Regions from separate parts of the Mus musculus genome. Here region 1 is linked to region 2. A link is a contact called in ENCODE POLR2A ChIA-PET data. All regions are on one chromosome and are shown on one strand. The core of a region is the stretch at or near the end of the contact, and the rest is flanking DNA. Distances in the headings are between cores, read along the strand shown. Region 1 holds the start of G6pdx (glucose-6-phosphate dehydrogenase X-linked). Region 2 holds the start of Fam50a (family with sequence similarity 50, member A).

Region 1 (6,004 bases), core at 2,075-4,574, 120 kb before region 2:
GAAGGATACTCTTGTACAGCTTGCAGATGAAGCATAACCTTGTTCACCTTCTGGTTTTATTCTCCTGGCCTCCAGACCTGTGAGATATCAATTTTCTGTTCTTTTAAGCCACTTGGCCTGTGGTCACTTCTTACAGGAGTCAAGAAAACACAAACACATGATAAAAGAGACTTCAGGAGACCACATTGTACCTGAAAAGTGTTCACTGGGGATAGAGACCTCTTGTGACTTCTTTGCTCTAAGAAGTGTGAAAGTGTGAACTGGGGTGTCCGAGACACATGACCCCTGATCTGCTTATGCTGGCTTTTAAACCAGAGAATATGCAGGACAATACTAACCTGGAGACCTTGTAAATCCTGCCTCATACTGACAACCAGGAAGAGAATGATCTCAATGCAAGTTTCCAGAAGTGGGCTTTCAATAAGGGAGACCTCCTGTAACACTGGGGAATATTGGCTATTTATACTAAAGGTGTTGCTACCCATAGGTCCATCTGCCTGAGCCCACACAACTGACCCTCCCCACTTTTTCACCTACTTTCTTCCTTCAGGTTCCAGAAAAGCCTTCTCTGCTGGTGACTCACTCCCTCAAAGGCTGATGCTGCTCAGGCCCTTTTCCTGAGTCCCCACTTCTTCACGTTGAGGAACTTTGGGACTTCTTTCTTAACTGCATTCACCCCTGCAGTAATTCCATCCGGTCTCATGGCTTTTAACCCAAATCTTAATGTTGATAATATCCCAAACAGTTCTCATTCCTAAATTCCAGATATTTATAAAACTACTTGGATGTCTAGAAGTCTTAAAAGAAGTTGGAGAGATGTCTCAGCTATTAGGAGCACTCAGTGCTCTTCCAGAGAGCCCAAGTTCAGTTCCCAGCACCCATGTTGGGCAACTCACAACCTTTTGTAACTCCAGCTCCAGGGGATTAGAAACTCAAAGGGAAGGGATCTAGAAGAGACTGTTTAAAAAAATATTGAAGTATGGGCAAGGGAGACAGCTCAGTGGATAAAGGCCCTTGCTATGCAAGCCTGGAGACATGAGAACATATAAAGGTGGAAAGAAGATAGCTGACTCAATGTTGTCCTCTGAGCTCTACACATTCTAGCCATGGCACCTGTGCTCCCTGTACAAATCATACATCATGCATGCATGTGGGGGGCACACACACAAATAGTAATTTTTGTAGCATGCCAATTATGTCTCAAGAAAGCTGTTATTGAAAATCGCAATGGGTGGAGCAAGAGAGATAATGGTTCAGGGATTAAGAGCACTTGTTGTTGCAGATGTGGCTCACAAACATCTGTAACTCCAATCCAAGGGGATCTGAAACCTTCTTCTGACTCCCTTGGGCACTAGGAAAGCATAGCAAAGCACCTATACACATAAAATAACATCTTCTGTAGAAAAGAAAATAATCATGGTAAAGGATTGTAATGGGGTGTGGATTAAAGTTAACTATGAGCTGATAGTCACAGCTAAGAAATGTGTACATGGAATTTACTATATTATTATTTCTACTTTTGTACATTTTAAATTTTTTCAGTAATTCAAGGCTGACAGCGCTATCATCTTTCACCTGCATTACTGCAATAATCTCTTTACGGGTCACCATGCTTTGCCTTTTCAATGGCCCTTTGCAGTTAATTGGCCCCACTGGGGCCAATTACCTCAAAAATAACTCAAACTACTTCTCTTCTCTACCATGAACTCTTTCAGAGTTTCCATTTCTCCTAGTGTTAAAAAGCAAAGTCCATACAACAGCCTACAAGATCCTATACCACCTATACTCCCTTCCTTCCTCTCCACCAACTATTCTCCCTTGCCCTCTCTGGTCCTTCCTTTTTCCTAGGAAATGCCAAGACAACACATTCCTTCTCAGGTCAGATAAATGTTATGAGGACAGGCAAACAGATTACTATGAATCATTTGCAAAGTAAACTGAGGTGCAGAAGGTAAGACCTTTAGTTGTGAAGGTACACGTGAAAACTTTTTAAAGACTTCAAATGCACTCAAGTTTGATAAACAGCCTAGCCTGATGGCGAACACCTGTTGCTCTAGCACTCGAAAGGCTGAGGCAGAACTTTGAGTTCGAGGTCTACCTGGCCTACAGTGCAAAACGTGTTTCAGAAACAGTTTGATCAACAGAAAATGTCTGCTACCTAAAGAGTTCTAGCACTAGGGGCCAAGCCCTTAGGCGACAGCTGCAGTGAAGGGAAGGGCAGATTCAATCCGACTAGCCTAAATAATCTGGGTAGCGAATAATTAGAAGCTTGCGGCAGAACAAACTGGGCCTAAGGTGGGGGGAAGGGTGTGGACCTCTGGAGTCTCGGAAGCTACGAAACAGCCACCGATGGAGCCCTGTCTTTGGAGAAGAGGACCACACCTGTCAGCAGAGTCGGCCAGAAGTGAAGAGGGCAGGAGCAGAGGGATCCGACCGCTCCGACAGAACCGGAGCTCCTAGAAAGTCCTAGTCAGGCGGTCACCCTTCCCTTCTCTGCAGTGGAAAACTCCACTTCCGGCTTCCGGTGTCGTAAGTGCGGGATCCGGAAGTAAAACACAGACTCAAAGGCTTGGAGATTAACCAGTGAATCAAAACCCCAAAGTGCCATACTCTGTTCCAAAGAAAAGTCTTAGATCGCCAGCCTGCGTCGGCCAGCAGAACACCAGAGCTCTCCTCACTGATAAACATCACACACTTATACACACACTTTTTTTTTGAGACAGGGTCCCATAAGACCAGGGTCTCGAACTCAGAGATCTACCTGCCTCTTTTTTCCCGTCTGCTAGGATTAAAGTAGTGCGTCACCACGCCCACACTCGCCCCTACCCCATTTTCAAGGCACCGCATCCGCACTAAAACACCCAAGTTTCAGTCTGGTCCTGCTACTGGGCTCTCTGCCGCTGGGCCCCCACCAAGGAAAAAGCCTAGAGGAAGCTGCGAAAGTCCAGCTCCGAAGCCAAACTAGCAGCTAGGGAAGGCGTGGCTATGCTGCTAACGGAAGTGGGGTCATCCGGGAAGGTGCAGGGCCTCGAAGGTCCAGCGGAAAGCTAGGCCATACATAATGGCTGGGTGACACAGGAGACGGGGACCCAGGAGAACTGTGTGGAGCTGCACTTATGACAAGACTTTGCGATCTCGAAATTGTAGGGGCAGCGGCATCGGGGAAGGCCAAAGGGCGGGGCTGGCCAGGGATGCGCGCGCATCTCCTCCTGCAATGATAGACTAGCCCGAAGCTCCTCCCCTCCTGCCTCTCCTGAGGCGGGTCAGCTCAGTCAAAGCACACGCCCTCTTGCGTTAAATGGGCCAGCGAAGCTTAGCCCCCGGAAACTGGCTGTGCGCTACAGATCTGTGAACGTGTTTGGCAGCGGCAACTAAACTCAGGTAAAGGGGTGGTCTGATGGCATGTCGGTGGAGGGACATGCTTCACGCTTGTACGCCGCGAGTCCCTTTGATGCGCGCTAATCTACAAGTTTTTAACCCATCCCTTTGTATCCCGCACTTTCCCCGCATTGGGCCCATGAGGACTAGACCTTTAGAAGAGAAGGGACTTTCGGGGATCACCCAACTGGGCCAGAAGAGAGCCGGAGCTGAACTCCATCATCTGCACAATCAAACGTGCTCAGTTCATTGTGGAGTTTCTGGCAGACACCCGAGTACGATACGATGGTCCCATATACAGAGTGTGATGCCGTAACCAGATTTTATCTAGCTGCCCACAGTGGATGTCCTAGGTGAATTATATTAAAGCTTTAGTACTTTCGTAATGTACAGCCCCTAGCGAAGGCAACTTTGGAGGTTATGGCTGGAGCTCAGAGGCAGCAGTTTCTGAATCTCCGAATGCATGTATGCTCGCGCGCGCGCGCGCGCGCGCGCGTACACACACACACACACACAGAGCATTCCCGGCCAGTGGTTTTAGTAATCGTCACCAGCCTGGTGAGAACCCAAAAGACCCTTGGATAAGGTTAAGTTGTCAATGCTCTTTCGTTCTCCTACCATATCAATGAGTCTTTTCTTCCACCAGAAAACATCATGGCAGAGCAGGTGGCCCTGAGCCGGACCCAGGTGTGTGGGATCCTGAGGGAAGAGTTGTACCAGGGTGATGCCTTCCACCAAGCTGATACACACATATTTATCATCATGGGTGCATCGGTGAGTCTCCCTTCAGGCCCCGAGTCTAAAAGATGAAATATAGCCTTGTGCAAGGCACTTCTCTCTCTCTATCTCAACTTTCCCAATTGACGGAACTGCTGAGGTACCCACAAGTTCTACTAGGTTGAACTCTATGGCATATACTCCACCTGTGTGTCCTGATCATCACAGCAGTACCTGATATACATGTACTTGTGTCACATCTCAGAACTCTGTGCTGAGCCATTGAGTGGAGACCAGACTTGGACCATCACAGGTGCTAAAGCACCACCCAGTAGCACTTCTTCCTCCTGGATGAAAAAAAAAAACTGATGTGCAATCAGGGAAAATTCTGATTTTAATGAATCTGTAATTTGAAAAATATTACTGTTAATTTCAGTGGAAGAATCTGAGGTCCTGCCTCTCCCTCTTTTCTTTCTACGGCATGAAGTTCCCTAGGGATAAACACCTCCTCTTTGCCATATCTTCCAAAGCCTACTGCAAATTTCTGTTCATCCCACCTAGTCCCAGCTCTGTTAGGAAAAACTGAAGAACAGAAGCAGTCAGAGGGGTGTTGTATTGACAGTACACAGTGAGACTGGAGCAGGTGGGGGCTTAGTAAAGTCATGGCTTAGACCAAATCACCCCCTTATGTGCTATGTGGCAGCAGGGCACGTTCAGTGGCCAGTGTTCGATGGCAAAGGTAAACTCAATTGCTTGCTTTTAATCCTGGAATCAGCTCACCCTCGTGTGACCATCTTCACTATTAACTTATTGTGTAATCTTGGACAAGAACTTCATCAGAACTAGTGTGTTCTTGAAAGGGTAGCCACTGGCTCAGCACCTTCCACCCTGGACCCCTCAATGCTGGAGGAGCTCTGTGGTTTTTTGTTCACACAGAGCATTGCCATGCACCAAGGGCTACAGCTGTAGGTCAGTGGTAAAGCCCTAACCTCATATGCATGAGGCCCTAGGTTCAATCGCAGTACTATCCAAAAAATGGACATCAGAACATGCCACCCCCTTTGCCAGACTTGTTTGTTGTCTGCCTTATATTTCTGAGCAAAAATGGGAGTGGCAGAACTTCGAAAAGGAATGCAGAAACAAGCTGAGGAGAAGGGCCCTGCCACTGAAAGGGGAAGGGACAGACAAACCAAAGCACTGTCCCCTGGCTCCTTGTAGCTCTAAGACCTAAGGGAGGTACTTAGTCGGAACACACAATACAGCAGCCCTACCCTCAGCCCTGTCTCTAGCCTAGTCCCCTTAAAGGAGCTATGCATGTATCTGCCACAAACCTTAGCATGTGGGACTCTGCTTTCAGTCTAAAGGGCCAAATGGAAGAGAAAGTAACTGAAGATTATTTCCCCTGCCCCACCCATGCTTTCATAAGCATGCAGCAACAATAACCCAGTCATCGAAGATCATTTTTAACTGTAGGACATGAACTCTTAGATACCTTGTTGATAGCTTATTATGTGACCTGGAACAAATGTCTACATTTCTCTGAACCCTGGTGTTTTTCATCTAACAAACAAAAACCAGGCAGCTTTTCTGGCTTTATCCTAGGCTAATTATGTGAATTCTAGCCTCAAGTTGAGCAACTTCCTTTCACTGCAATCAGTTTGGTTCCCCTTTGCTCTCCTCTGCTCTGGGAGTAAGAACCCGGGCTTCCAGAGTAGAAATAGGAACTATTAGTTCCAGCAAAAGGGAGTGGGGAAGAAAGAGATTTTCTAAAAAGCATCATTGTTTCTTTCTGTTCCTCTCAGAGGTCCTGAGAGAGAGAGACAGACAGACCCTATGCTTAGCCCCTAGAGTAGCTCCTGCCTGATACTTCACTAAATGCAGGTGCTATCTGATCTAGGACACCTGCAAG
Region 2 (5,575 bases), core at 368-2,867:
GCCATCTACCACTTCACTATGGAAGTGACAGAGTGGCTGTGGGTTCTAGACCCTAGTTCGAAATTTGTGCCTTAACATGCTATGACATGATCTTAGAAAAGAAAGACACCCTCCCTTCCTTTTCTGTCTGGAAGGGTCCACGAAATTGGGAAGGCTAAAGGAACCAAAGGAGGTCCTTCTCTTGGCATCCCTGAACTGCTCTGGCCCCCTCTTCAGGTCTCCTGCTGGGGCCCAGCACCCACTCAGTAATCTGTAGCCACCACCACTCACCTTCAGCCTTTAAGCTGAAGCTCCTGAGACCCAAGCCACGGGATTTCAGGAAGAGATAAATGGAAAAAAAAAAGAGGGATCAAAATGTCCAGACCCTGGAATTCTCCTTTTTGGCCCAGGATGCTGTCAGCAGCTCTCTGGAAGGCCACTGTTCTTCAGCCTGACCCCATATTAATAAGTGCCCTGTAGGTACTCTGAAGGGACCTCCAAATGAGTAGCCAGTAGAGGCAAACTTCCAGCTGCCAATGAGGCAATGAGGCCGGAACTGTAGGACTAGGTGTCTATACAAGCATAGTTGAGGGTGGACAATACTTCCATCTGGCCGGGCATGGTGGCACATGCCTTTAATCCCAGCACTTGGGAGGCAGAGGCAGGTGGATTTCTGAGTTGGAGGCCAGCCTGGTCTACAGAGTGAGTTCCAGGACAGCCAGGGCTACACAGAGAAACCCTGTCTCAAAAAACCAAAACAACAACAACAACAAAAAACAAAACAAAACAAAAAAACTTCCAACTGAAGACTGGTTTGGGCGTTTGTCTTCTCACTTCCCCAGATAGGGCCTGCTCTCACCTGGAGAGCTAAGGCCCCCTGCTCCTCTCAGGAGTCTTGCCCAAAGGATCAAGCTGTGGTCAGCTTGGTATCGCGCTTCTGAATGCAGCGACCACTCACTAAACAAACCCTGGGAGAAACTCTAGTACTCTGTAATGAGTGAGACTCAGTGGCATACCCCTGTGCCTCTCCACAGGAAGTGGGGTCTTCCCAATAAGCATTGGAAGGCTGGGAGCTCTGTACTCAGGAGGAGTGCCAAGGAGTCTCACCCAACATCAGTGTGCTCCCCATCTCTGACATGGACCAACACTGAGCCCATTTTATAGATTAGACTGTCTCGGCTGACTTCTGTTACTAGAGATGCACAGCAAGTCTCGCCACCAACGCGGGGCCCGCCCTCCGGGCACTCATAGCCCACTGTTGAGGTCTCCCAGAGACGAGTGGCAGGAGACCGCCAGGGGGTCCGCGCGGAGCGCAAGCTCTGAGGTGCCCCGGCCTGGCCCACACCTCTGCAATCCTCTGCTTCATCTGCTCCATTTGCTCACGCTGCTTCTCCCTCTTCTTCATTAGGTGCATGGCGCGTCCCGCCTCGCTTGCAGCGCCCTTGTACTGGGCCATGGTGGCAGCAGCGGTTTCAGCGAAGGCAGTGGCGGTTTCAGCGGAGGCAGCGGCAGCGGCAGCGGCAGCGGCAGCGGCAGCGGCGGCGTTGGCAGCGACGACAGCGGCAACAGTGACTTTTGCTTGGAGAAGTCGTGGAGGCGACGGCGACGGCAGTGGCGGCGGCAATTTAGTCAGCTGATGCGTGACGTCAGCCACCAGGGAACGTGCGGACGCAGGCCCTGCCCTACGCCCGCGGCTCTGACACGTGATCGCACCTCGCCCCGCCTCACAGGAGGCCGGACGAGTTCATCCCATACCCAATGCGAAATCACCAGTTCTTTCTGCTGGTTCCTTGTGACATGGAGCTGGGTCCTCTAGCTTCCTGTACACCCTCAAAGTTAAATGCTATCTTAAGCTGGCCCTCCATTCCTCCTAACTTCTTTCTGTTAGTCCCAAGGCTGAGCGCGCTGCTCCCAACTTGGATGATGGAACTGAGAGCCATGTCTCAGTCAGGTGTACCCCTTCCCACGGAGGCTGTTTTTCCTCCTGCTTGGTCACACACTGACACATTTGGTTGCTTGGATTTTTTTGTTGTTGTTTTTTCCGAGACAGGGTTTCTCTGTGTAGCTGACTGTCCTGGAACTCACTCTGTAGACCAGGCTGGCCTCAAACTCAGAAATTGGCCTGTTCTCTGCCTCCCAAGTGCTGGCATTAAAGGTGTGTGCCACCCCTGCCCAGCTGAATTTTTTTAGCTATCATCCAAGGCTAGGTCCAGGTCCCTTTGCTCCCCCAGGACTGAGACTCCTGATACCTCTCCTTTAAAAATTTGTGTGAGGCAGAGGAGATGGCTCAGGCAATGGTGAGTACCCAGAATCGATCCCCAGCATTCAAATAGCTCACAACTGACTGTAACTCCAATTCCTGGAGATACTGGCTTCTGCAGGCAGCAGATATGCAAGTTGTGCACACCCACCTAGGCAAAATAGCCATACACATAAAAATTTAAATGTGTTTGTTTACATGTTGTGCACAAGCCACTGAACATGTGCAGAGGTCATATTGTGGAATCAGTTTTCTCCTTCCACCTTTACATGGGCTCCAAAGATCAAACTCAGGGTCACATAGAAAATATCTTTATGCATTGAACCATCTCACCTGTGCTATTCTGCTTCGGAGAGGTCAGTATAGCCTTGAACCCAAAACCTCCACACTGACTTCTGATTTGGAAACCACTAGTAAATGATGACCCGTCCAACACCAGATGACCTACTTCACCTGCCTTGATCCTTGCGGATACAGTTCTAGTCCAGAAGCTAAATTGCCCCAGTCCTGCAAAACAGCCTTAAAGCAGAGAACCTAAAGAGCCAGGCTTAAGTTTCAATAGTTTTATTGGGAGGTTTTTGTTTTCTGTGAAATATACTAGAGCTTGGGGAAGGGGACACATTCACTTTGCAAGGTAAGGGTTTCCCACCACTAAAGGAAAAGGCATGGGGCAGGGTACACTGGGGTTTGGATCCACTTTCCTACCTCCTTCTGCTTTGCTCACATTACTTTTTCTCAGTGAACACAACACAAAAGAAATTCAAAACAGATCAACCTCCAGAGGGGGTCACACCTAAATCTTCTCCCATCCCAGGCTTTGCCAGCACTGGGAGAGGCCAGGGCAGCTCACTCTACAGCCCTAGGCTGCACAGAAAGGCTGAGGGCTCAGACAATTACTCCAAAGTTAATAAATTAGAATAAATTATAAGGAGGAGGAGGAGGAGGAGGAATGCAATTTTGTGCTGGGAGGGTCCCTTCTCTCCAACACCTAAGAGTTGGGGGAGGAGATGGGTATCTCCAAAGGCCACTACATTTGGGACTAAGAGCAGTGGGGGTGGGGGTCAGCTTTTCCTCCACTCCTTCCCAAACAGCAAAATTGGGGGTGCACGATGCACACACACATGCACACACATGTACACACGCACACACACGTACGTACACACACGTACACACACGCACGCGCGCGCGCACACACACACACACACACACACACACACACACAAAGTTCTCTTTCCCTAGAACAAGGACAGACCAAGAAAGAGGATACTATCCAACTCCCATCTCCCAAACCATCCCTAAGGTTAAGGATATGGTCAGTGAATAAAATCAATAAGGTGGGTGATTGGAATGTGGTAGGGGAAGCAGAAGATGCTGGAAACAAGGATGCCTAGCCATACCATCTCCCCTGCCCTAGAGAAGGACATACAAGTTGGGGAGAGGGGAACAGGGGCTGGAGGAGGGGAGTCAGCAATCACTGATCAGCTTCTCCAAAGACATCATTCTGTTTGCGCTTCATGTTCTCAAAATCAAAGGCAGAACCAGCCATGCGTTTGTAGATATCTTTGATGTCATTGCAGGTTGTCTCAAAGTGTGTGGTAGCATCATAGGAGCAGGAACAGAACACCTGTAAATAGACAGAACCCCAGGGCTCACGGAAGTCAGGCAGAGGATCTTGGATAGACTGCAAGAACCAAGGCTGACTGGGACAGCATTTTTACCTGACTCTCTGAACCATCATCAATGGGCTCATATAAATCACTGATAGCCACAAACCTAAGGGGCAAATAAAAGAAAAGAAAGAAGAGAAAAGTCTCATAATGGGCCTTGCCCATTCCTAATCCCCAACCTCCCCATAAAGTTTGGTTCAGCCTCTCACTTCTGGTCAATGGGTTCCAACAGCTCCAATGCAGGCTCAACTTCCTTTTCTGGTTCTGCAGTCTCTACAGTGGTGCTGGCAATGGCGATGTATTTGCCCTGTGCGGCCACGTTGTGCGCATAGGAGATCATGCACACATAGATGTCTGACCATGGGAAGCCAATTGGTTAACATGTACCAGAGGAAAATGGCCACACACAAAAAGTAGTTCCTAGAGGCTAGACAGGAATCTGGCCCACATGCTCCTGCTCCCAACCCAACATGTAAACAGCATTCAAACTGTCATTTTCATGAACAAGGTAAGAGCTCAAGCCATCCAAGCCGCAGGGATTCTGTAACAAAATGTCACAAGAAGCCCTAAGATTTCTTGTGAGAAGAGATGCATAACAGCCTGGCCTACCTGACTTCCTGTTGACCTGGTTCTGAGGGATGATAATTTGGCAGGAATTGGCATCATTGGTATTCTTGATGGGGTGGCTGAGGATACAGATGATGCGAATAACCTGGCCAGCCTTTTGCACACGGTCTGGGATGTAACTGGGATCACAGATCAGCTGCTTGCAGCGGGCCACCTGTGAAGGTACCAGAAGGGTTTGTACCTGTTGGAAAGGCAAGCCAGGCAGCTCTGAGCTGTCATCACTGTCCCTTTCTTTGAAGCTCAGAGAGATCAGCCCTCATATACAGGGCTAGGTGACCCTACTGCTAAAACACAATGATCACAAAAATGGGCTTTTTTTTTTCTGCTGCTGGAGTTTTTATTTGAGACTGTTTGACCCAAACTAATCTCAACCTCAGGATCTTCTTCACTAGCAGCCTCAATTCTCATGCCCCACCACAGCAGGCTGAAGGATGGTTGGGGGGAGGCATGTTATCTCAGTTGGTAGAGTGCTTGCCTGTTATGCATAAAGCCCCAGGTTAGATTCCCGCAATGCATAAAGCAGGTCTCTTGACACACACCTGTAATCCAGCATCAAGAAGGTGGAAGCACAAGGATTAAAAGTTCATCCTCAGCTACATTCAACATCTGACGCCAGCCCGGGGTACAGGGCACCCTTTCCAAAAGAATACTTTCAGGAATACAAAATATGTGACTTCTGAAGGATACTTCTTGATTGATTTATATTCATCTGCCTTGGCTCCCAAGTACTGGAAAACAGCTGTGTGCCATTACACCTGGCATTTTGAAGGGTATTTCTTGCCAACAGGAATAACTATGTAGAGTTTCCCTGACCACCCAGTCCCTAGCTGTAAGCTTCTCAGGGTTAAGCAGCAGCAAACTCACCAGTAATAAGGCTCCCTAAGAACATAGCCCTGAAAAAGACCAAACCACGGTAATACAAATGTATATGGCAGGCTTACCTCTCCCTCAGATTTGACACCCACCACCTTGCCATTTTCCATGATGATGTCATCCACTGGTTTGTTCAGCATGTATGTTCCCCCATAGATGGCACTCAATC

The links. ChIA-PET counts read pairs that join two places held with the same protein, here RNA polymerase II (POLR2A).
Region 1: POLR2A ChIA-PET joins it to region 2 with 11 read pairs in Patski. The contact joins the promoter of G6pdx here to the promoter of Fam50a in region 2. POLR2A ChIA-PET finds 5 or more read pairs at or near these places in 3 of 5 experiments (Patski and embryonic stem cell).

What each region holds. Positions count from the first base shown.
Region 1 is chrX:74,426,200-74,432,203 of GRCm38, reverse strand. It overlaps G6pdx (glucose-6-phosphate dehydrogenase X-linked), which reads left to right and starts at 3,324. Exons shown (of 13, transcript NM_008062.3): 1 at 3,324-3,381; 2 at 4,025-4,152. The coding sequence starts at 4,033. Ikbkg (inhibitor of kappaB kinase gamma) reads right to left here and starts at 2,523. Exons shown (of 10, transcript NM_010547.2): 1 at 2,383-2,523.
Region 2 is chrX:74,309,075-74,314,649 of GRCm38, reverse strand. It overlaps Fam50a (family with sequence similarity 50, member A), which reads right to left and starts at 1,617. Exons shown (of 13, transcript NM_138607.3): 1 at 1,325-1,617. The coding sequence starts at 1,435. It overlaps Gdi1 (guanosine diphosphate (GDP) dissociation inhibitor 1), which reads right to left. Exons shown (of 11, transcript NM_010273.4): 7 at 5,475-5,574; 8 at 4,516-4,687; 9 at 4,116-4,260; 10 at 3,958-4,012; 11 at 2,783-3,863. The coding sequence ends at 3,711.